3 separate regions of the Homo sapiens genome follow, and regions 1 and 2 are each linked to region 3. A link is an interaction called in ENCODE POLR2A ChIA-PET data of the cell type or tissue named here. Cell type or tissue: HepG2. All regions are shown on one strand. Each heading gives the region's core, and the rest is flanking DNA. Links, peaks and the distances in the headings are about the cores only.

The links. Peaks named below come from ENCODE experiments on the same cell type or tissue, not always from the same donor. Only the 100,000 strongest peaks of a DNase experiment are listed, where the experiment ranks them.
Region 1: POLR2A ChIA-PET joins it to region 3 with 6 read pairs; 4 of 35 experiments call an interaction of 5 or more read pairs at or near these places.
Region 2: POLR2A ChIA-PET joins it to region 3 with 6 read pairs; 11 of 35 experiments call an interaction of 5 or more read pairs at or near these places.

Annotation. Positions count from the first base shown.
Region 1 is chr10:74,168,825-74,174,242 of GRCh38, reverse strand. All of the region lies in intron 1 of ADK (adenosine kinase), which reads right to left. Among named protein-coding and RNA genes, the nearest start is that of ADK, 20 kb to the right of the region's middle. In HepG2, for the core only: no CTCF peak of the experiment used is centred there; no DNase peak of the experiment used is centred there.
Region 2 is chr10:75,128,172-75,136,930 of GRCh38, reverse strand. The region is part of intron 1 of SAMD8 (sterile alpha motif domain containing 8); the gene reads right to left. Among named protein-coding and RNA genes, the nearest start is that of SAMD8, 21 kb to the right of the region's middle. In HepG2, for the core only: no CTCF peak of the experiment used is centred there; no DNase peak of the experiment used is centred there.
Region 3 is chr10:75,182,451-75,191,209 of GRCh38, reverse strand. No RefSeq gene overlaps it. Among named protein-coding and RNA genes, the nearest start is that of VDAC2, 24 kb to the left of the region's middle. In HepG2, for the core only: a CTCF peak has its summit at 3,129 (motif pointing left); DNase peaks (open chromatin) are centred at 3,109 and 4,349.

The sequences.
Region 1 (5,418 bases), core at 419-5,418, 1.0 Mb after region 3:
CCCATCCCCGGGGTTCAAGCAATTCTCCCACCTCAGCCTCCCGAGTAGCTGGGACTAAAGGCACGCACCACCATGCCTAGCTAATTTTTTTTTCGTGTTTTTAGTAGAGACAAGGTTTCACCGTGTTGGCCAGGCTGGGCTTGAACTCCTGACCTCAAGTGATCCGCCCACCTCAGCCTCCCAAAATGCTGGGAATACAGGCATGAGCCACCACACCCAGCCTTTAAACTGGTTCTTAAACTGTCTGTCCCTCGGTTTACCCATTATATGCTGTTCAGGGCACTGTGAAGATTAAAATTTAATTAACTATAGTAAAGAGTCTAATAGAATCCTTGGCACATGGCATAATTATTACTTTGTTATTATCATAATAGTTAAACTTACATCTCTGGAGGCATGATCCCAAAGCTAACATGAACTTGGCCCTCTGAACAATCAAATGCACTTTTGCTCATGCTTAACATACTTTGGTAACACCTACCTTTGATTTGTAACATTAAAATTTTCAAATTAAAGCCAGGCACAGTGGCTCACGCCTGTAATCCCAGCACTTTGGGAGGCTGAGGCAGGAGGACCACAAGGTCAGGAGTTCGAGACCAGCCTGGCCAATATGGTGAAACCCCATCTTTACTAAAAATACAAGAATTAGTTGGGCGCGGTGGCACACACCTATAGTCCCAGCTACTTGGGAGGCTGAGGCAGGAGAATCACTTGAACCTGGGAGGCAGAGGTTGCAGTGAGCTGAGATTGCTCCACTGCACTCCAGCCTGGGCAACAAGAGCAAGACTCCATCTCAAAAGAAAAAAAAAAAGAAAGAAAAAGAAAAAAAATTTTCAATTTGAAAAAACCTAGCCGGGCGCAGTGGCTCACACCTGTAATCCCAGCACTTTGGGAGGCCAAGGCGGGTGGATCACGAGGTCAGGAGATCGAGACCATCCTGGCTAACACAGTGAAACCCCATCTCTACTAAAAATTAAAAAAAAAATTAGCCGGGCGTGGTGGCGGGTGCCTGTAGTCCCAGCCACTTGGGAGGCTGAGGCAGGAGAATGGTGTGAACCCAAGGTGGAGCTTGCAGTGAGCAGAGATCATGCCACTGCACTCCAGCCTAGGTGACAGAGCAAGACTCCATCTCAAAAAAAAAGAAAAAAAAAAAACTAATTTTGATACCAAAACAGGTAGTCTTAAAACTTTATTTTTTAACAAATATACTAAATTCAGTATAATTAAGGGAAGATATGGGTCTGCAATATTAAAATAGTTAATAAAATTGAAGCCACACCAAAGATATTTTTTAACTCATTTTTGATATTTGCATCTAACCGTTTTTTTTTTTTTTTTGACATGGAGTCCCACTCTGTCACCAAGCTGGAGGGCAGTGGTGCACTCTTGGCTCACTGCAACCTCTGCCTCCCGGGTTCAAGCAATCCCCTAGGCGTGCGCCACCAGGCCTGGCAAATTTTTTGTATTTTAGTAGAGATGGGGTTTCACCATGTTGGCCAGGATGGTCTTGATATCCTGACCTCGTGATCCGCTTTTTTTTTTTTTTTTTTTTTGAGATGGAGTTTCACTCTTGTTGCCCAGGCTGGGGTGCAATGGCGCGATCTCGGCTCACTGCAACCTCTGCCTCCCAGGTTCAAGTAATTCTCCTGCCTCAACCTCCCTAGCAGCTGGGATTATAGGCATGTGCCACCATACCCGGCTGATTTTGTATTTTTAATAAGAGATGGGGTTTCTCCATGTTGGTCAGGCTGGTCTCAAACTCCCAACCTCAGGTGATCCGCCCACCTCGGCCTCCCAAAATGCTGGGATTACAGGTGAGCCACCGCGCCCAGCCAATCAGCTGTCTAGCCAGGTGCAATGGCTCACACCTGTAATCCCAGCACTGAGGGAGACCAAGGCAGGAAGACCACTTGAGCCTAGGGGTTCAAAACCAGCTTGGGCAACATAGGGAGACCACACACCTGTAGTCCGAGCTACCTGGGAGGCTCAGATGGAAGGATGGCTTGAGCCCAAGAGTTCAAGGCTACAGCAAGCTGTGTTTGCGCCGCTGCAATCTAGCCTGAGAGATAGAACAAGACCCTGTCTTAAAAAAAAAAAAAAAAAAAGAAAATCCATGTACTGTAGGAAATGAAAAAAAAGTTTTTTATTAATGGTCAAAAAAATTTTCAAAAAGTTTATTCTCTCAAAATTTAAGTACCAGTCGTGTCAGCAGTTACAAACACAAAAATATTATTTCAAGAAAGAGGACTCATGTGATCTTTCAGAGTCAATAATGTAGCGACAAAAGTAAAGATATATTTTCCCAGGTAAAGGCAGAAGTTCTGTTATTCACAGCAACTTCCCTTCCCCAGCCTTTCATGCTCTATTTCTAATCTTTCCATTCTACTCTTTTTCTAAATACACACACACACACACACACACACACACACACAGAGAGACAGAGAGAGACAGAAAGAGAGTGAGCGCTGAGAGAGAGAGTACTGAGTAACTACTACTTTTGATCAATTTTCTAAACAATTTATTTCAACCCTATTTTTTTCCTAAAAGCCTAGCTTATCCTACTTTAGGAGAAAATAGTCAACTGAAATTTTTAACCTTCAGTAGTCTTTTTACAATTAGAATAGCTGAATCAAGATAAGTGGGTCTGAATAGTTTGCTCTTCGTAAGACTGATATGTAAATATTCCATATACTTTATCTAATCTTGTGGTCTGGCCCTATAAAAGCAATCAGATACATAACCCAAAATAGCTAAGTGCCTCCAAATAGCATACCAAAAATGTGGACCCATCCACTAATCTCTTCAACAAATGCTTCAAGCCCCAAAATAATAGCAAAGTTCTCTTCAAACACAACCAGTTTGTTAAGGGTGCGATAAAACAAGCACTCTCATATAAAATTAATGGGAGTATAAATTAGTACATTTCTACTATAAAGAATTTTGGCAATATGTGTCAGTAATTCCAACTTTTAGGCAACTATCATTAAAAGAGAGACAAATGTGTATAAAGATTTGTATACCCAGTTATTCATTTCAGCCTTATTAACAATAGCAAAAATTTATTATATCCCAAATAACCAGAAATAGGGTAATAGTTAAATAATTACAGAATGTTATGGAACTATTATAAAATGTTTCCACAGACTTTTTAGGGACATAAGAAAATGCTCATGATATAATGTTAAATGAAAAAAGCAAAACAAAAGGAAGTAGAGTATGAACTTGACTGTGTTTAAAAAAATACACACCATATATGCATAGAAAAAAATGATTGGAAAGAAATACACCTAAATGTTATTAGTTATCTCTGGAAAGTAGGATTATGCATAATTTTACTTTATTTACATTCATCCATCATTAATTTTCTAATACTGGTTTTATAGTTATAATTTTTATAATTATTATTAAATATCAACTATCTTTTTTCTTTTTTTTTTTTTTTTGAGATGGAGTCTTGCTCTGTCGCCCAGGCTGGAGTGCAGTGGCGCGATCTCGGCTCACTGCAGGCTCAGCCTCCCAGATTCACGCCATTCTCCTGCCTCAGCCTCCCGAGTAGCTGGGACTACAGGTGCCCGCCACCACGCCCGGCAAATTTTTTTTGTATTTTTAGTAGAGACAGGGTTTCACCGTGTTAGCCAGGATGGTCTCGATCTCCTGACCTCGTGATCCGCCTGCCTCGGCCTCCCAAAGTGCTAGGATTACAGGCGTGAGCCACCGTGCCCGGCCTTACTATCTTTTTTAAATGGCTTAAAAATACAAAACTTACTCCTGCCCTTTTTGAAAACTTGCATTTTTAAAATCATAACCTTGTTCCTGAGTTTTTTTAAAAAAAGAAATTCACAACCGTCAAAACTACCCTTATTTTTAGACAAATTGGGCTAATTTTATAAATGTTTCATTTTTTCATGTATAAAGATTCTTTAAGACAGGAATAACAAAAATAAGGTGTCCTCATGATTTTTTTGATTAATTTTAAATCACAACTTGACAAAAGTTAAAAGTGTGTATCCTACTTTTAGAGCTTTGCAAAGCCTTGACGAGCCCAGCTGTCATAACATGAATGTGGAATGTTTTCCCTGCATGTTACTTAAAAATACAAACCCTCATTTAATATGAATTCAAAAATCAGTAAAATAATATTATTTAAAGAATCTATATCATATCCAAAAAGAGAAACTTCTTAAAACTTGTCTCCCTAAAATAGTGTGCAGCCATGTAAAGGTCAGGGGCCTGGGAATGAGAAGGGATTCGAATCCTGGACTTACCAATAACTTTATTACTTTTGACAAATCATTACCTCTTTGACCATCAGTTTCCTTTTCTGAAACACAAAGGAGTTTGTTATAGGTGACATCTCAGGTTCCTTTAAGTTCTTATTAGACAATGAAAGAAAATACTTGTGCATACTTGTATCTCAAAACATATTGAATTTTTTTAAAGGAGTTGATAAATTTTAATGCAATTTTAGTTAGCTTTCATTATGGACAAGTTTATTCAAAGAAACACTGCTAAATCTATTAATTCTCTCCTGCAAAAGACATTGTAAGAATGCTATTATGTTGTTTGCTTTTAATAATCATCTTTAGATTCTTATATGTCACATTTCACTTTAACATCACATATTCAAACAAAATACAATCTTTAAATGGAAGCTGGCAATTTATTTCCCTGGAGAATTTGAAGAGTACAATAACATTTGACTGATTGAACTTTATTTAGTAAGAATTCTTAGCAAAACTCCCTCCCAGGCACACCCACACAGTACTTCTTTATTTTCTGTGAGCTACAAATCTTTGACTCTCAAAGGCAACTCCAATCTGAAAGTACAAGATAACACTGCTTATCAATTATTTATGCTGCACAGAACATATTTTTAAACTATAGAAGTGAATATCACTATCATTTCACAACAGAAAAGGGATTTTAATACAAAAATATAGAAAGTACATCACAGAAATAAAGAATAGCCCTTCTCAAAAGCTTGTTGCTAACCTTATGAAATATATTTTCTTTTTCCTTTTTTTTTAAGACAGGGTCCCACTGTCACGCAGGCTGAAGTGTACTGGCACAATCTTGGTTCACTGCAACTTCCGCCTCCCAGGCTCGAGCAATCCTCCCACCCCAGCTTCCTGAGCGGCTGGGACCACATATGCACGCCACCATGCCCAGCTAATTTTTTGGTAGAGATGTGGTCTCACGATGTTGCCCAGGCTGGTATCAAACTCCTGAGCTCAAGGGATCCACCTGCCTCAGCCTCCCAAAGTGCTGGGATTACAGGCATGAGCCACCACACCGGTCCTATATTTTCTATCTAAAAGATTTTCCTTATTTTGGCAAGGCACGGTGGCTCACGTCTGTAATCACAGCAGTTTGGAAGGACAAGGCGGGAGGATCACGAGGTCAGGAGTTTGAGACCAG
Region 2 (8,759 bases), core at 1,997-6,996, 54 kb after region 3:
TACTTGTAATTTTCTGTTCTTTTTCTTAATAGTAGCCATTTTATGACATAAAGTAGTATTTCATTGTGATTTTGATTTGATTTCAGTAATGATTAGCCATGTGGAACATCTTTTCATATGCTTACTAGACCTTTGTATATTTTGCTTGGAGAAACACCTACTCAAGTCTTTTGCCTATGTTTTTACTGGGTTTTTTTGGTATTGAGATGGCGCATTCTCAAACTCAGCATTTCATGTTGGCCTCCTAATGCCAACCTTCTGACTGTAGCAAAGGTAGCATTCCTCTGACAGGCCAATTTAAATATTGTAGTAGAAGTCATTCCTAGCCCAGACCAAAGAAGTTTCTCTCTCTTGCAAGTGAACCCTGACTGATTACCAAAGGCTCTTTAGTCCTCTGAATTGTTGATTTCAGAACAAGCTAAGTACCCAAAGGTCAAGGCTTCAAGCTGTCTCATATAAGGTCCACATTCTGGTCCAATTCTAGGTAAGGCAAGGTAAGTTTATGTTTTTTCCCCTTAGCTTCCTGGGAAACTAAGCAGGATATGTTTTTCAGCTCTCTTCTCATTAACTATATGTACTTTTGCATTCTTTGGAATGAATGACATGTTTTATTTCAAAAAGCTATTCAATTATTTTTTCTCAACCAAGTACTTAGTGACAGGGGAAAAAGACTTGAATAGTAAAATAACCTATTAGTAACTTACACAAAACAAAAGCTCTGATCTGGCTACTTCATCTACCAAGCAGGTTCAACAGTAGTAAGAACATGAAAGCAGACAAGTACCATACTACAAATTAAAGAAAAAGAAAAGGGAGGAAAGGCAAAATGAGAGTGTATCTAGCCAAAAAAAAACCAAAAGAAAAGAAAAGAAAAGTAGCACTCAGTGCAGCAGAAGAGCTTAGTGGGTTTTTGTTAGGTTATTTTTGTTTTATTTTTAGGAAAGATAGAGTAATCAAGATGATTACTAAGGCCTATATGATTAGCACATGGTAGGTTCTCAATAAACATTTATTAAATAAATGTGCAAAAAAAAAGCAGCAATCAAAATAATAATTCATTCAGTTCCCCAATGTCCTTCTAAACAAGATTTTTTTTTTTTTGATACGGACGGAGTCTTGTCCTGTCGCCCAGGCTGAAGTGTAGTGGCGCGATCTCAGCTCACTGCAAGCTCTGCCTCCCAGGTTCACACCATTCTCCTGCCTCAGCCTCCCAAGTAGCTGGGACTACAGGCGCCCACCACCATGCCCAGTTAATTTTTTTGTATTTTTAGTAGAGAGAGGGTTTCACCATGTTAGCCAGGATGGTCTCGATCTCCTGACCTCGTGATCCACCCGCCTCGGCCTCCCAAAGTGCTGGGATTACAGGCATGAGCCACCGCGGCCAGCCACAGATCATTTTTAAAATTTCAACTTTATTTATAATTGACACATAATTGTACACATTTATGGGGTACAGTGTAATTTTTTTTTTTTTTTTGAGATGGAATTTCGCTCTTGTTGCCCAGGCTGGAGTGCAGTGACACGATCTCAGCTCACCGCAACCTCTGCCTCCCGGGTTCAAGCGATTCTCCTGCCTCAGCCTCCTGAGTAGCTGGGATTACAGGCATGCACCACCACTGCCCAGCTAAATTTGTATTTTTAGTAGAGACGGAGTTTCTCCATGTTGGTCAGGCTGGTCTTGAACTCCCGACCTCAGGTGATCAGCCCGCCTCGGCCTCCCAAAGTGCTGGGATTACAGGCATAAGCCATCGCGTCTGGCCCAGTGTAATATGTTAATACATGTATACACTGTATGATGATCAAATAAAGATACTTAGCACATATATAATTTTAAAGTTATCATTTGTTTTTTGTTTTTTGTTTTTTTCTAGAGACAGGGTCTTGTTCTCTTTCCCAGGCTGGAGAGCAATGACACAATTATAGCTCAATGAAACCTCAAACCCCTGGGCTCAAGTGATCCTCCCACCTCAGCCTCCTGAGTAGCGGGGACTACAGGCATGTGCCATCATGCTTGGCTAATTTTTTTTTTACTTTTTTGTAGAGACAGGGTCTCACTATGTTGCCCAGGTTGGTCTCAAACTTCTAGGCCCAAGTGATCTTCCTGCCTCGGCCTCCCAAAGTGTTAAGATTACAGGCATAAGCCACCACACCAGTCACATCTATCATTTCTTTGTGGTGATAACATTCAAAATCTTCTAGCTACCTTGAAATATACATTATTATTAGTCATAGTCACCCTACTGTACAACAGAAAACCAGTTACGCTTCTCATCTAACTGTAATCTTTTTTTTGGGGGGGGGAAAGTCTCACTCTGCCACCCAAGCTGGAGTGCAGTGGCGTGATCTTGGCTCACTGCAGCCTCCACCTCCTGGATTCAAGCAATTCTCCTGCCTTAGCCTCCCAAGTAGCTGGGATTACAGGTGCCCACCACCACGCTCAGCTAATTTTTGTATTTTTAGTAGAGATGGGGTTTTACCATGTTGGCCAGGCTGGTCTCTAACTACTGACCTCAGGTGATCCGCCGGCCTCGGCCTCTCAAAGTGCTGGGATTACAGGCATGAGCCACTGCGCCTGGCCTGTTATTTTATTTTAAATTCCGGGATACATGAGCAGGACATGCAGGTTTGTTATACAGGTAAACGTGTGCCATGGTGGTTTGCTGCACCTATCAACCCATCACCTAGGTATTAAGCCCTGCACGCATTAGCTATTTATCCTGATGTTCTCCCTCTCCCGGCTGCCCCCCACTGACAGGCCCAGTGTGTGTTGCTCCCCTCCCTGTGTACATGTGCTCTCACTGTTCAGCTCCCACTAAATGCCATTTGTCCCAGCAATACCATTACTGAGTATATACCCAAAGGAATATAAATCATTCTATTATAAAGATGCATGCACACGTATGTTCACTGCAGCACTATTCACAAGAGCAAAGACATGGAATCAACCCAAATGTCCATCAATGATAGACTGGATAAAGAAAATGTGGTACATATACACCACGGAATACTATGCAGCCATAAAAAGGAATGAGATCACGTTCTTTGCAGGGACATGGATGGAGCTAACTGTAATTTTGTACTTGCTGACCAACCTCTATCCATCCTCCTCTCCTATCCTTTCTCTCTAGCCTCTGATAACCACTATCCTACTTTCTACTTCTACAAGATTAACTTGTTTTTAGATTCCATATATGAGTGAGATCATGTAGTATTTGTCTTTCTGTGCCTGGCTAATTTCACTTAATATAATGTCCTCCAGATTCATCCATGTTGCTGCAAATAACAGGACTTCATTCTGTTTTGTGGCTGAATATGAATATGGTGCATGCACACAGACATACACACATTTTCTCTATTTATCTGTAGACGGACACTTAGGTTGATTCCTTATCTTGGCTATTGTGAATAGTGCTGCAATAAACATGAGAGTGCAGTATCTCTTCAACATCCTGATTTCATTTCCTTTGGACATATATCCAATAGAGAGATTGCTGGATCGTATGGTAGTTCTATTTCATTTTATTTTTTGAGACAGGGTCTCACTGTGTAATCCAGGCTGGAGTGCAGTGGTGCAGTCTTGGCCCACTGCAACCACCGCTTGTCAGGCTCAAGCAATTCTCCCACCTCAGCCTCCCAAGTAGCTGGGGCTATAGGCACGCACCACCACGCCTAGCTAATTTTTGTATTTTTTTTGTAGAGATGGGGTTTTGCCATGCTGCCCAGGTTGGTCTTGAACTCCTGAGCTCCAGCAATCTGCCTGCCTCAGCCTCCCAAAGTGCTGGGATTACAGGCGTGAGTCACCACACCCAGCCTCTATTTTAATTTTTGAGGAACCTTCACAGTGTTTTCCATAATGGCTGTATTTACATTTCCACCAACAGTCAATCAGGATCATTATAAACAAAACAAAAACCTGCCTTTTTCTTTCTTTATTGATTGACTGAGACAGACTCTTGCTCTGTTGCTCAGGCTGGAGTGCAGTAGTGTGATCACGGTTCACTGTAGCCTTGACCTCCCAGGCCCAAGGGATCTTCCCACCTCAGCTTCCTGAGTAGCTGGGACCACAGGTGTGTACCACCAAGCCCAATTAGTTTTCTTATTTTTTGTAGAGATAGGGTCTCCCTAGGATGCCCAGGCTGGTCTTGAACTCCTGGGCTCAAGTGATCCTCCTGCTTTGGCCTCTCAAAGTGCTGGGATTACAGCCGTGAGCCACCATAGCTGGCAAAAAAAAAAATCTGCCTTTGGACAGCTATTTCAGTCTTAAGAGTATACAGGAAAGATTTTATTACATATTTCTCTTTATTTATATTTTTATTATAATACTTTATTACAAATTCTTCACGGCTTCAGGGAGTTTTATATCCATAAATTTAAAATGTCCAAATGTCAAGAGATAACACAGGGTCACTAATTTGGTAAATTTACCAGGAATCAGGATCTGGTATTCACCCTTAGAGATCAAAACTTGACCCTGTCAGTTCCCCAGAGTTGGTCAAACCAAGAGAGACTAAAAGCAAACTCACAAGGTACTAATGGATAAACTAGAGAACCAATTCTAGACACTCAAGTGTCTAAAAAGAATGCTCAAGCATTATCTCAGGCACATCCTTTTATAATTCTGAAGTGTCTAGGAGGCTGATTTAATAATCAGAACGCTACTTGTAGAGCAAGTAATCAGGGCAAAGAAAAACAGATCGTCTTGGGCAAAATCTAATCCAGCTTCCTGTGAGACCTAACGTAACATCAGTGCCACAGAGCAGAGAGTACCTGTCTAGAAAAGGTTGTTTGCATCTCCCAGTTTCAGTCTCTCTCTCTCCTAGACAGTGTAGGATATAAAAAGCCAATTCTCTTTGATGCCTCCTTTGCCTAGGCTTCCAAGGAAACTACATATACAAAGGTTTTCAACCCTGGCTATACATTAGAATAGTCTGAAATTTTACAGTGTATTTGTATCAATGTCCATGCCTCATCCTAGGACAACTGAATCAGAATCTCAGAAGAGACAGAAATTTTATATCTGCATTTTTTAAAAAGCTCCCCACGTGATTCTAATGCACAGTGAGGCTTGAGATGCCAAGATGTTTAGAGTATTTAAAGTCATCTAGAGAGTTAATATTGGTGTTGAAATTAAACTCCAAGAATTTCGACAACAAATTCAGTGTTCTTTCCACCATTTCATGCTGCTTTTCCTTGGAGCTAAAGGATGAGTTAATAATGCTATCAAGTTCTAACAGAGATTTAAAGATTTATTATAGATTTTTAAAAAATATTCTTACCATATTTTGGAGACTCACTTATTTCTTTAATTATCAGAAATATATAAATTGTAGATAAATTTGATCAGTTATTTTTAATAATCAAAATTCTGTTTTCTGGCTATTAGATTTTGGTATTATAGACAGATTCTAAGCTTCTAATTAGTATATGTTTTAATATAAAATAACCTATAATTTTTCTTAATATTATATATCTTCAGTCAACACTAGAGCGTGATTTTTCTTTTCAGACAGTTCTGTGTATATGCTTAAACTATATTTTATTCAACTGTATTATGTAGTAATTAGTAGAGGCAACAAGCCAACATCAAATCAAAATGTAATAGATGAAATAAGATGTGTGCAAAGGCACCTCGAAGACTCAATGTTATACAAACCAGAAGCAGAGAAGAAGCAGAATTAGAATGGATGGTCACATAGTGCTCTGCAAGCCTCAGATTAAATAATACTATAAAATGAGGAAGGAAAGAAAGGGATAACAGAAGGAAACTAACATTTATGAATACCTACTACAGGTTAGACCCTGCAGGGTGATTTCATGTGGGATCTCATTTCCTAATTATAACAACAACTGCTTGATCTTTGCCTAGTTGTTTTGAGGGTTCTGCCTGCCTGGACTTCTGTTTTATATTTTCTACCTCTTGAGTCTTCCAAGCTCTCTTCAAAGTAATAGATAATAAAATAAATATAAAACAATAACAGCAGCAGCAGCTACATTTGTTGAATGCTCAGGCACTATTCTGAGCACTTTATCTTTATAATACTATTTAATCCTCACAACACTTTTATGAGGTAGACATTACTATTATCTTCATTTTACACGAGACAATGAAGGCACAGAAAAGTTAAGTGAAGTGACCAAGGTCCTACTTGAAATTGTCCGAGCCAGGATTCAAATTTGGGATTCAAACATTTTGCCAGATTTGCTTTACACAAATTATTTAAATTATTATAATTTAAATGATTTAAAGTCACCTAGAGAGTTAATATTGATGCTGAAATTAAACTCCAAGAATTTTGACAACAAATTCAGTACTCTTTCCATCACTTCATGCTGCTTTTCCTTGGAGCTAAAGGATGGGTTGAAAATAAAGCTACTAAATCCTACCAGAGATTTAAAGAATGATCATAGTGTTTTTTTTGTTTTTGAGATGGAGTTTCGCTCTTGTTGCCCAGGCTGGAGTGCAATGGTACGATCTCGGCTCACCACAACCTCCACCTCCTCGGTTCAAGCAATTCTCCTGCCTCAGCCTCCCGAGTAGCTGGGATTACAGGCATGTGCCACCAAGCCCGGCTAATTTTTTTTTGTATTTTTAGTAGAGACGGGGTTTCTCCATGTTGGTCAGGCTGGTCTCGAACTCCTGACCTCAGGTGATCTGCCTGCCTCGGCCTACCAAAGTGCTGGGATTACAGGCGTGAGTCACCGTGCCTGGCTGATCATAGGTGTTTTTTTTTAAGCATTCATATCTTATTTTGAAGACACTTCTTAACTGTTTAATATAAAGACATTATGATATTCACCATAAATATTTCGGCATCCAGTTGTTATTCATCTTCTAATAATAATGACAACTTCCTAAATAAGTACAATACACATTACCACACCTAAGAAAATTAACCATAATATCTCCCCTAATTGCCCCTCAAATTTATTTTATTTCTGTTTCCTCCAAAAATCAGGATTCAATTTAGGTTCATGTATTACACTTGGTCATCACATCTTGCTAGTGTCTTTTAGTCTAGAACAGTGCCCTAGCTCTTGTTTCTTTTTAGGGGGAGACAAGTTCAGGGTAGTTCTTTGTAGAATAACCTGTATTCTAGATTTACCTAGTTGTTTATTTCCTCTACTCTTAACCACTATACTATGATGTCAAGGGTTAAGATCACAGCTAAACCTAACACAAATCTCCAATCATATGTATTCATGTAGCTACTCAGATGGCTTTGGGGTGTTTCTTAAAACATTAATGGCTTTGTTATGTATCTAAGGCTATATAAACAAACCATTTTCTACTGTCCCTAAGATTATATAACTTCTTTTTCCTACGTAGATGACAAATTCAAATCTAAAGATGCCAAATGAAACTAGCTAATCATTTTAACTTTAAAGAAGTCCAGGCCGGGTGCGGTGGCTCACACCTGTAATTCCAGCACTTTGGGAGGCCGAAGCAGGTGGATCACGAGGTCAGGAGATGAGAGCCTCCTGGCCGACATGGTGAAACACTGTCTCTATTAAAAATACAAAAATTATCTGGGTGTGGTGGTGCATGCCTGTAATCCCAGCTACTTGGGAGACTGAGGCAGGAGAATCACTTGAACCAGGGAGTTGGAGGTTGCAGTGAGCCGAGATCATGCCACTGCACTCCAGCCTGGTGACAGAGCAAGACTCCATCTCAAAACAAACAAAAAAACCCAGAAGTCCAAAAGAGTCACTTGAGCTGGGGACTTCCAGGCTATAGTGAGCTATTACTGCACCTGGGCAACAGAACAAGACCTAGTCTTTAAAAAAAAAAAAATAAGAAGAAGAAGAGGAAGTACAAAGAAGATATAATAAATATCTTTAGAATTAGAAGAAAAGCACACTGGAAAAAAGATCCAGTTGAGATGGTTTTTTTTTAGGTGATTCAGAATACAGAAAGAAGTATGGAGGAAAAGTAGGGCTTCTATATTACGAAAGTGTCAACTTTTGTTAAAAGACCCTTTTGCAGAAGAAGTAATACATTTTCGTCAGTATGTGTCTGAAATTTTGCTATTTAGGCACTAAAACCAATTATATGCATGTATTAATAATGCAATACAAACAGCTGGATAAAAAAGCAAATCTTTTCATCTCAGGCTTGCAACTATTCACTTCCTTTAATCTGTAATCACCCCAAGGCACCAGCCCAGTATCACTGTGTACCACTTCTAATCAATAATTCCCTTCCCCACCCCCTGCCGACCACCCATAGTAACCACAAACCTATCTTCATGATAATCCCTTGTTTTTCTTTATAGCTTTACTACCTAAGCATATATCCATAAACAATATAGTTTAGTTTTCCCTGCATTTGTACTTTATATGAATGGAACAATACCATATGTATTCTTTTAATCTTACACCAATGTAGATTTCAGAATTCACCTGTTATTAAAAATATCTAAGCTGGGTATGGTGGCTCATTTCTGTAATCCCAACACTTTGGGAGGCGAACTCAGGAGGACTGCTTCAGCGAAGAAGTTCAAGACCAGCCTGGGCAACATATGGAGACCTTGTTTTTATTAAAATTTAAAAAAACAGAAGGGCGGGTGCGGTGGCTCACGCCTGTAATCCTAGCACTGTTGGAGGTCGAGGCAGGTGGATCACTTGAGGTCAGGAGTTCCAGACCAGCCTAGCCAACATGGTGAAATGCTGTCTCTACTAAAAATACAAAAATTAGCTGGACGTGGTAGCATGTGCCTGTAATCCCAGCTACTCGGGAGGCTGAGGTAGGAGAATTGCTT
Region 3 (8,759 bases), core at 1,976-6,975:
CTGAGGCAGGCGGATCACTTGAGGTCAGGAGTTCGAGACCAGCCTGGCCAACATGGTGAAACCCCATCTCTACTAAAAATACAAAAATTAGTAATCCCAGCTACTTGGGAGGCTGATGCAGGAGAATCACTTGAACCTGGGAGGCGGAGGCTGCAGTGAGCCGAGATTGCATCACTGCACTCCAGCCTGGGCAACAGAGTGAGACTCCATCTCAAAAAAAAAAAAAAGAGAGAAGGGTTTTTTTGTTTGTTTGTTTTGAGACAGAGTTTCACTCTTGTCGCCCAGGCTGGAGTGCAATGGTGCGATCTCCGCTCACTGCGACCTCTGCCTCCCGGGTTCAAGCGATTATCCTGTCTCAGCCTCCTGAGTAGCTGGGATTACAGGTGCATGCCACCACGCCCAGCTAATTTTTGTATTTTTGTATATATTTTTTGAAACAGAGTCTTGCTCTGTTGCCCCGGCTGGAGTGCAGTGGCATGATCTCGGCTCACTGCAACCTCCGTCTCCTGGGTTCAAACAATTCTATCTCAGCCTGCCGAGTAGCTGGGATTACAGGTGCCTGCCACCATGCCCAGCTAATTTTTGCATTTTTAACAGAGACGGGGTTTCACCACATTGGCCAGGCCGGTCTGGAACTCCTGACCTCAGGTGATCCACCTGCCTCGGCCTCCCAGAGTGCTGGGATTATAGGTGTCAGCCACCGCGCCTAGCTTAATTTTTGTACTTTTAGTAGAGATGGGATTTCATCATATTGGTCAGGCTGGTCTCAAACTCCTGACCTCAGGTGATCTGCCCGCCTCGGACTCCCAAAGTTCTGGGATTACAGGCGTGAGCCACCACGCCTGGCCTCAAAGTACTTCTATAATATGAACTCAGTAGGTCCTTATAATATCCTTAAAATATGCTAATAATAGCAATGTTTAACATTTATAATAATAATATTTAACACTTTACATCCTTTGCATTTTATCCTCAGAATAACCCTATGAAGGTAAGTACTATAATCACCTCAAAACGGAGAGAAAGCGAGGTTACGTGATTGCCCAAGGTTACTCAGCTAGTAAGTGGGGGAGCCAAGATTTGAATCCAGGCACTTGGCTTCTGAGTCTGTGTCCTTAAACCACTATGCTATCTGCCTTCCAAATATTATCATGCGTTATATCAAAGGAGGAAATTGAGACAGTGCAGTTTGGTGACTTGCCTGACCTCATACACAGTCCCATTACATCATGACTAAGAGACAGAACCCAGGTCTTCCCCTTGAAAGCCAAGCCCCATTAGAGTGTGGCAGTTGAGATTAGCAGCCATTTCTACTTTAGATGGCTTTCTTAATAGGAAGGATTGCAGAGGGTGAGGGGTTGAGTCCAGAGTGGAGGCCAAAGGCTTGCTGATATTTGCCTTGAGAAGACAATGGCTACCTTTAGGTTTAGCAGCAGAGGGTGGATGAAGCTGTGTAAACAGGAGCTGCTTGGTGAGCTGACCCGGGAAGCCAGTCCACAGGATGGGGGTTTGGCAAAGGTTGGGCCAAGGGAGGCGATGCTCCCTGTGCCTCTCTGTGAAGACGCCCAGCAGCGTATGGGGGAGAGGGCGCAAACACATTACACTGCCACCCCCTCGCCAGACGCCATCTGCCCCCATTTCACTACTGTCCAGGAAAGGGCAAATTCACTCTCCCTGCTGCCTAGATCAGAAGCCCCGTCTCCTGCCTTCCTTTTGAAGCACTCCGAGAGAGCAGCTCCCGATTCCCACTGACCTATCAAGTGGGCTGAGGGCCACCTCCACCTCTGCCAAGCCCTGTTCCACCCAAGGCTTTGCCTCAGAGTCCCCTCGGATGCCACAGCTCAGATACTGGACCCATTCAGGAACTCTGGCTCAGAGAAGCAGGACTGTGCTCAAGGTGAGGCTCAGGGCTAGGCACTTCCCCACTGTGGGCAGGTAGGGGTTCCACTCGCTAGCTCTGGCCAATGAGAACAAACTATTTCATCAAGGCTAGGTCTCCCTCATTTCATGGACAGTGGCCTGATCATTTCAGATGTTTTCCCCCTCATTGTCCTTAGTGGTCTTTGCTAGGATTCAGAATACTGTCAAGTTGCTTTGTGAACTAGTGTGTTATCTGCCCCTAAATATCATGACAGAATGTGGTCGGCAGATCTAGTTCTGGCCACCAGAGAAACCAGAGTTCAAGATGGAATAGGGGGAAGGATAAAACTGTTCCTATTCAGAAATGATGTGATTGTCTATGACTATGTAAACACACTAACAAATCTACAAAAGAACTCCTAGAACATGACTTTGGCACTGTCACAGGTTAAAAGGCCAGCAATTAAAAATCAATTGTATTTCTAGCCGGGCACGGTGGCTCATGCCTGTAGTACTAGCATTTTGGGAGGCTAAGGCAGGTGGATCACTTGAGGTCAGAAATTCGAGACCGGCCTTGGCCACCGTGGTGAAACCACATCTCTACTAAAAATACAAAAATTCAGCCAGGTGTGGTGGCGCACGCCTGTAGTCCCAGTTACTTGGGAGGCTGAGGCACAAGAATCACTTGAACCCAGGAGGCAGAGGTTGCAGCGAGCCAAGATCACGCCCCTGCACTCCAGCCTGGGTGACAGAGTAAGACTTTGTCCAAAACAAACAAACTAACAAAAAAACCCTTCTATTTCTATACACTAAAAATGCACAATTAGATACCAAAATGAAAGCATAGGAGGGAGGAATAAAAAGCTAAGATGCTGGCAGTGATCATCTGTATGGAGATTACTAATTTACAGCGTTCAGTACTTTCACAACAGCCCAGGGGAGGGAGGAGGGAACCCAGGAGCTTGGGGAACACCTGCGTCTTCACTCTAGCCTGTTCTGAAATGCCTTTGGGGGACGCTGCCTCAAGCTGTGGGTGTTGGTGAAAGGCTCTTCAGGGGGTTCTGATCACTTCCTGAGGAAGAACCAGTCTGACTGGGAGCCTCAGCCTCACCTGGGAACCTGTCAGAAATAAAAATTCCTCCCACTTAGGCGGAAGGTAGGGGTTAGCAATGTGTTTTAACAAGCTAGGTGATTCTGATGCACACCTATTATGTTGTTCAAACCAGTGACTTCCTGTGACAAAGGCACAAGGGCTGCTGGAGGTTTGTGGCACCCTCTGCTGGTAACCAACAGCAAAGGTTGACTTCTGAACCAAAAAAAGGTTCTCATAACTCTAGTTTGTCAGCCTGTGCATTAAAAAAATAAAAAATTTAAGCAAAGAAAAGTTAAAAATCCTGCTTTCCGGCCGGGCGCGGTGGCTCACGCCTGTAATCTGAGCACTTTGGGAGGCCGAGGCGGGCGGATCATGAGGTCAGGAGATTGAGGCCATCCTGGCTAACACGGTGAAACCCCGTCTCTACTAAAAATACAAAAAATTAGCCAGGCGTGGTGGCAGGCGCCTGTAGTCCCAGCTACTCGGGAGGCTGAGGCAGAAGAATTGTTTGAACCCGGGAGGCGGAGTTTGCAGTGAGCCGAGATTGCGCCACTGCACTCCAGCCTGGGTGACAGAGCTCAAAAAAAAAAAAAAAAAAAAAAAAATCCTGCTTGCCATTCTATCCAGGGCTGCCTCGTCCCACTGCAGCACTTCTGAGATCACGCTGTATTTTCCTTTGGCTCTGCTGCAGCTTTCGTCTCCTTGAGCATCCTTCAATTCTTCCATGCTCCTAATAAAGCACCCAGAAGCATTTGATGAAACCTTCAAGGTCCAGGGCCAGGCAAACTGGCCTACGCAGAAAGAGCTGGGTGGGGGAGGCCTTCTCTGCCTTGGCCTACACATGTCACTCCAGCTACAATGGAGATGTGAGGTGGGGATGTGAGTCACTCCCCTGCACAAAACCCAAATCCGCCAATGGCTTCCCATGTCACTTGAAGCAAAACTTAAATTTTCACCAGGACCTTCAAGGATTGTAAGACTAGAGCCTAGCTACTTCTCTAAGTTCATGTTCAGTCACTTTTTTTTTTTTTTTTGAGATGGAGTTTTTGCTGTGTCGCCCAGGTTGGAGTGCAGTGGCACGATCTCGGCTCACTGCAACCTCTGCCTCCCAGGTTCAAGCGATTCTCCTGCCTCAGCCTCCTAAGTAGCTGGGACTACAGGTGCCTGCCACCACACTTGGCTAATTTTTGTATTTTTAGTAGAGACAGGGTTTCACCATTTTGGCCAGGCTGGTCACGAACTCCTGACCTCAAGTGATCCACCCGCCTCAGCCTCCCAAAGTACTGGGATTACAGGCATGAGCCACTGCGCCCGACCCACTTTCAATGACTCTTCCACTTGTTTACTCTTAAACCAAACTCTTTTTTGTTTGTAGAACATGCCAAGTCTGCTCCAGAGGCTTGTGCAATTGCTATTCCCTCTGCCCCACATGGCCCCTCACTTCATCCAGGGCCTCTGCTCGAATGCCACCTCTGCAGAAGGACTTCCGTTAGTGCTATCTCAGTAGTGAGCATTCCCTATCACTCTATCCTTTTAGCTGTTCTCTTTTTTTTTTTTTTTTGTCATAGCTGTTTGGGCTGCCTGAAGGCAATTTCTGCTAGCTAAATATCACCAGGAGCACACCTTAGTAAAGCTAAGTTAGGTTTTGTTTTTGTTTTTTTTTTTGAGACAGACTTTCACTCTGTCCTCCAGGCTGGAGTGGAGTGCATGATCTTGGCTCACTGCAACCTGTCTCTCAGGTTCAAGTGATTCTCTTGCCTCAGCCTCCCAAGTAGCTAGGATTACAGGTGTGCACTATCATGCTCGACTAATTTTTGTATTCTTAGTAAGAGTCGGGGTTTCACCACGTTGGCAAGGATGGTTTTGAACTCCTGACCTCAAATGATCCACCCACCTCGGCCTCCCAAAGTGCTGGGATTATAGGTGTGAGCCACTGCACCCAGCCAAAGGTAGGTTTTTAATTAAACTTCCTGCAGCGAGAAAGACTAAACACCTGGAGAAGGGAGGGGAATCTCAGTAAGAGAGTGTTAGGTGGGGCTGGTACAGGATTTGGGCTTGTGTTAGGTGTTCTTAAGGAAGGTTTAGGAAAGCAACCAAGTAGGGTGCTGCTCTGGATTGAGTGCTTTCAGAAACCTGGGGCAATTCGGAATCTTAATTCTTATGAAGGAACAAAGTAATAGTTGCCCATGTTAATCAGGAGCGGCGTGTATGGCTATTTTTATGGCTGCACAGTGTCTTTATTGCTGTTCAGGCATGATTACAAGTGAAGAGGATCCATTACAGCCAGGCAGGGTCCTCATCTGATGATGATATTCTATAGAATTGCTTATGTTCAGTAGGAGAATGCCACTGTACCCAGGTCAATTACTAGTTGACAACTGCCAGGAATGCTTTTTTTTCTCTCTCTCTCATATATGTGTTTATTGTCTAGAAAGTAAGATTCCTGAAGGCCGGGGCTTTGTTTTGTTTACCACTGAACCACTAGCACTTAAACAGTGCCTGGCATAGAATAGGTACCCAATAAATGTTTAATAAATATTCTTTCAAAACATCTTCCATAGCTCAGATCTCACACATCTATAATGAAGCCCTCCACAGGTAAAGCTGGGTCTTTGGAAGGTCTTCCAGGTGATGGTAGGGCCAAAAATAGCTACTGCAGGCAGACCAGTATCAACATGACTCTTTACAGAACTTTAAAACAGAGAGCAACTGAGTCCTCTGGCCTTTCCCTTGGGCCAGACAGGACTTAGCCTCCTACAGGTGCTCAAGGAAGACAATGATCAGAAAAAAATGCTACTTTTGAATGACAAGAGATGGCCAATGTAAAGACTATGTTAAAAATTAAACAGGAGAAACACTCCTCAATCTGCTAAATCATCTTCCTGGCTGGGCACAGTGGCTTATGCCTATAATCCTAGCATTTTGGAAGGCCAAGGTGGGAGGATCGCTTGAGGCCAAGAGTTCAAGATCAGCATGGCCAACATAGTGAGACCCCCATCTCCACACACACAAAAAAAGATTAAAAAGTATAATTGGAAAATCATTTCTTTTCCCCCTCAACATCTTACAGTCATATGGTCTTTAATAAGTCATAGTTGGCAGTTTAGTCTTCTAGAAAGTTTTGTATACCAAGTTGTCACCACTCCACCAATTTCCTTATCATTTTACTATTTTAAAAACACTTTTTTTTTTTTTTTTTGAGACGGAGTCTCGCTCTGTCACCCAGGCTGGAGTACAGTGGCGCGATCTCGGCTCACTGCAACCTCCACCTCCCGGGTTCAAGCAATTCTCCTGCCTCAGCCTCCCGAGTAGCTGGGACTACAGGCGCACGCTGCCACCCCAGCTAATTTTTTTATTTTAGTAGCGACGGGGTTTCACCGTGTTGCTCAGGCTGGTCTCAAACTCCTGAGCTCAGGCAATCCGCCCGCCTCCCAAAGTGCTAGGATTACAGGCGTGAGCCACCGCGCCCTGTATCTTAAAAACACTTTTGGGCCGGGCACGGTGGCTCACGCCTGAAATCCCAACACTTTGGGAGGCCAAGGCGGGCGGGTCACGACGTCAGGAGATCGAGACCATCCTAGCTAGCACGGTGAAAACCATCTCTACTAAAAATACAAAAAATTAGCCGGGCGTGGTGGCGGGCGCCTGTGGTCCCAGCTGCTTGGGAGGCTGAGGCAGGAGAATGGCGTGAACCCGGGAGGCGGAGGTTGCAGTGAGCCAAGATCGCGCCACTGCACTCCAGCCTGGGCGACAGAGCAAGACTCCGTCTCAGAAAAAAAAAAAAAAGAAGAAACACTTTTGAAGATTACTTTTGTAGCTAGGGAATTAAGATATCATTTTAAAATCTATAAATTTAGGCCAGGCGCAGTAGCTCACGCCTGTAATCCCAGCACTTTGGGAGGCTGAGGCGGGTGGATCACCTGAGGTCAGGAGTTTGAGACCAGCCTGGCCAGCACAGTGAAACCCTGTCTCTACTAAAAATACAAAAATTAGCAGGGCATGGTGGCAGGTGCCTATAATCTCAGCTACTTGGGAGGCTGAAGCAGGAAAATCACTTTAACCCGTGAGGCAGAGGTTGCAGTGAGCTGAGACAGCACCATTGCATCCAGCCTGGGCAACAAGAGCGAAACTCTGTCTCAAAAAACTAAATAAATAAAATAAAATCTATAAAATTGGCAAACATAAAAAAATTCTGTAATATATTGCTTTGGCAATGGTGTGGATTAAGCAATTCTCCTGCCTCAGCCTCCCGAGTAGCTGGGTCTATAGGTGTGCACCACCACGCCCAGCTAATTTTTGTATTTTTAGTAGAGACGGGGTTTCACCATGTTGGCCAGGCTGGTCTCGATCTCCTGACCTCATGATCCGCCCACCTCAGCCTCCTAAAGTGCTGGGATTACAGGCGTGAGCCACCACACCCAGCTCCTCCTGCCTTGTTAAGATATATTAAGATATTCAATAATAGAAATACCCCCATCTAATCAGAACAGATTCCCACTTCAGTTAAACCTTCCCCAGAAGCTGCATAACTCAAGCCCACATCCTATCCTTTCCAACACCTTCCCACTGAGACGCCCCACAACTCCCCATGGTGTGTATTCTCCATTATAACAAACAATAAACCCAACTTATTCAACTAAGGTGTGTCCTTCATCCTTGGCTGGAAGGCACTGGAACATGTTAAGTGAAATAAGCAAGGTATGAAACCACATGTATATGTACATATATATGTATATGCTACAATTGGAGTAAAATAATGTAAACCTTTAAAATTAAAAAAATATGTTTGTAGGCTGGGCGCAGTGGCTCATGCCTGTAATCCTAACACTTTGGGAGGCTGAGGCAGGCAGATCACCTGAGGTTGGGAGTTTGAGACCCGCCTGACCAACGTGGAGAAACCCCATCTCTACCAAAAATACAAAATTAGCTGGGTGTGGTGGCGCATGCCTGTAATCCCAGCTACTTGGGAGGCTGAGGCGGAAGAATCGCTTGAACCTGGGAGGTGGAGACTGCGGTGAACCGAGATCATGCCACTGCACTCCAGCCTGGGCAACAAAAGCAAAACTCCGTCTCAAAACAAAACAAAAACAAAAAAACCCATCAGGTACAGACATTCACTTCATAATGTGACCCAGGGCTCCTAAAGCTGGAATATGAGCAGGTCTTGGTGGTTCTGTATTTCTGGCTCTCATGGGAGCCCCGTGAACTGAGAATATACGGCATTTAAATGTCATGCTACTCTACCAGAAGCCTTAAAACTATCATTTGTGCATCTTCAAAGTTCCAGCTGAAGGTGGCAACTGAGCTCCTCTGAGGCACTCTCTTAACTCAGCACCCTCATCTTAACATCTCCGTGAGCAAGGCTACAGTACTTTCATAAATTGGCCCTTAATACAACCTATGTGGTAGGCACTTTTTTCCACTTAAATAAGGTTAAGTGGAGGTTTGAAGAAAAACTTAATCAGTGTCAGAAACACAACTCATACCCAGGTCATCAGAGCCTAAACCCAGTGCATTTTCTACTCCACCAAGCTCCTTGAGGTCTCTTCTGGACTATTTTTTTCCCAGAGTTCTCAAAAAGACTAGCTGGGCCAGCGCTACAGAGGCTACATATTAGCAGTGATCAAGAAGACAAGTTCAGTTGCGGATCAAGCTGATACGGTCCTGTACCTGTGACAATGCTTAGCATTCTAACTACTCCACAGTTCTGGACTAAGTTCCACAGATTTAAAGTTGCAGAGCTCAATCATTTGCTTGTTTTTTTGGAGACAGGGTCTCACTTTGTCACCCAGGCTGGAGTGCAGTG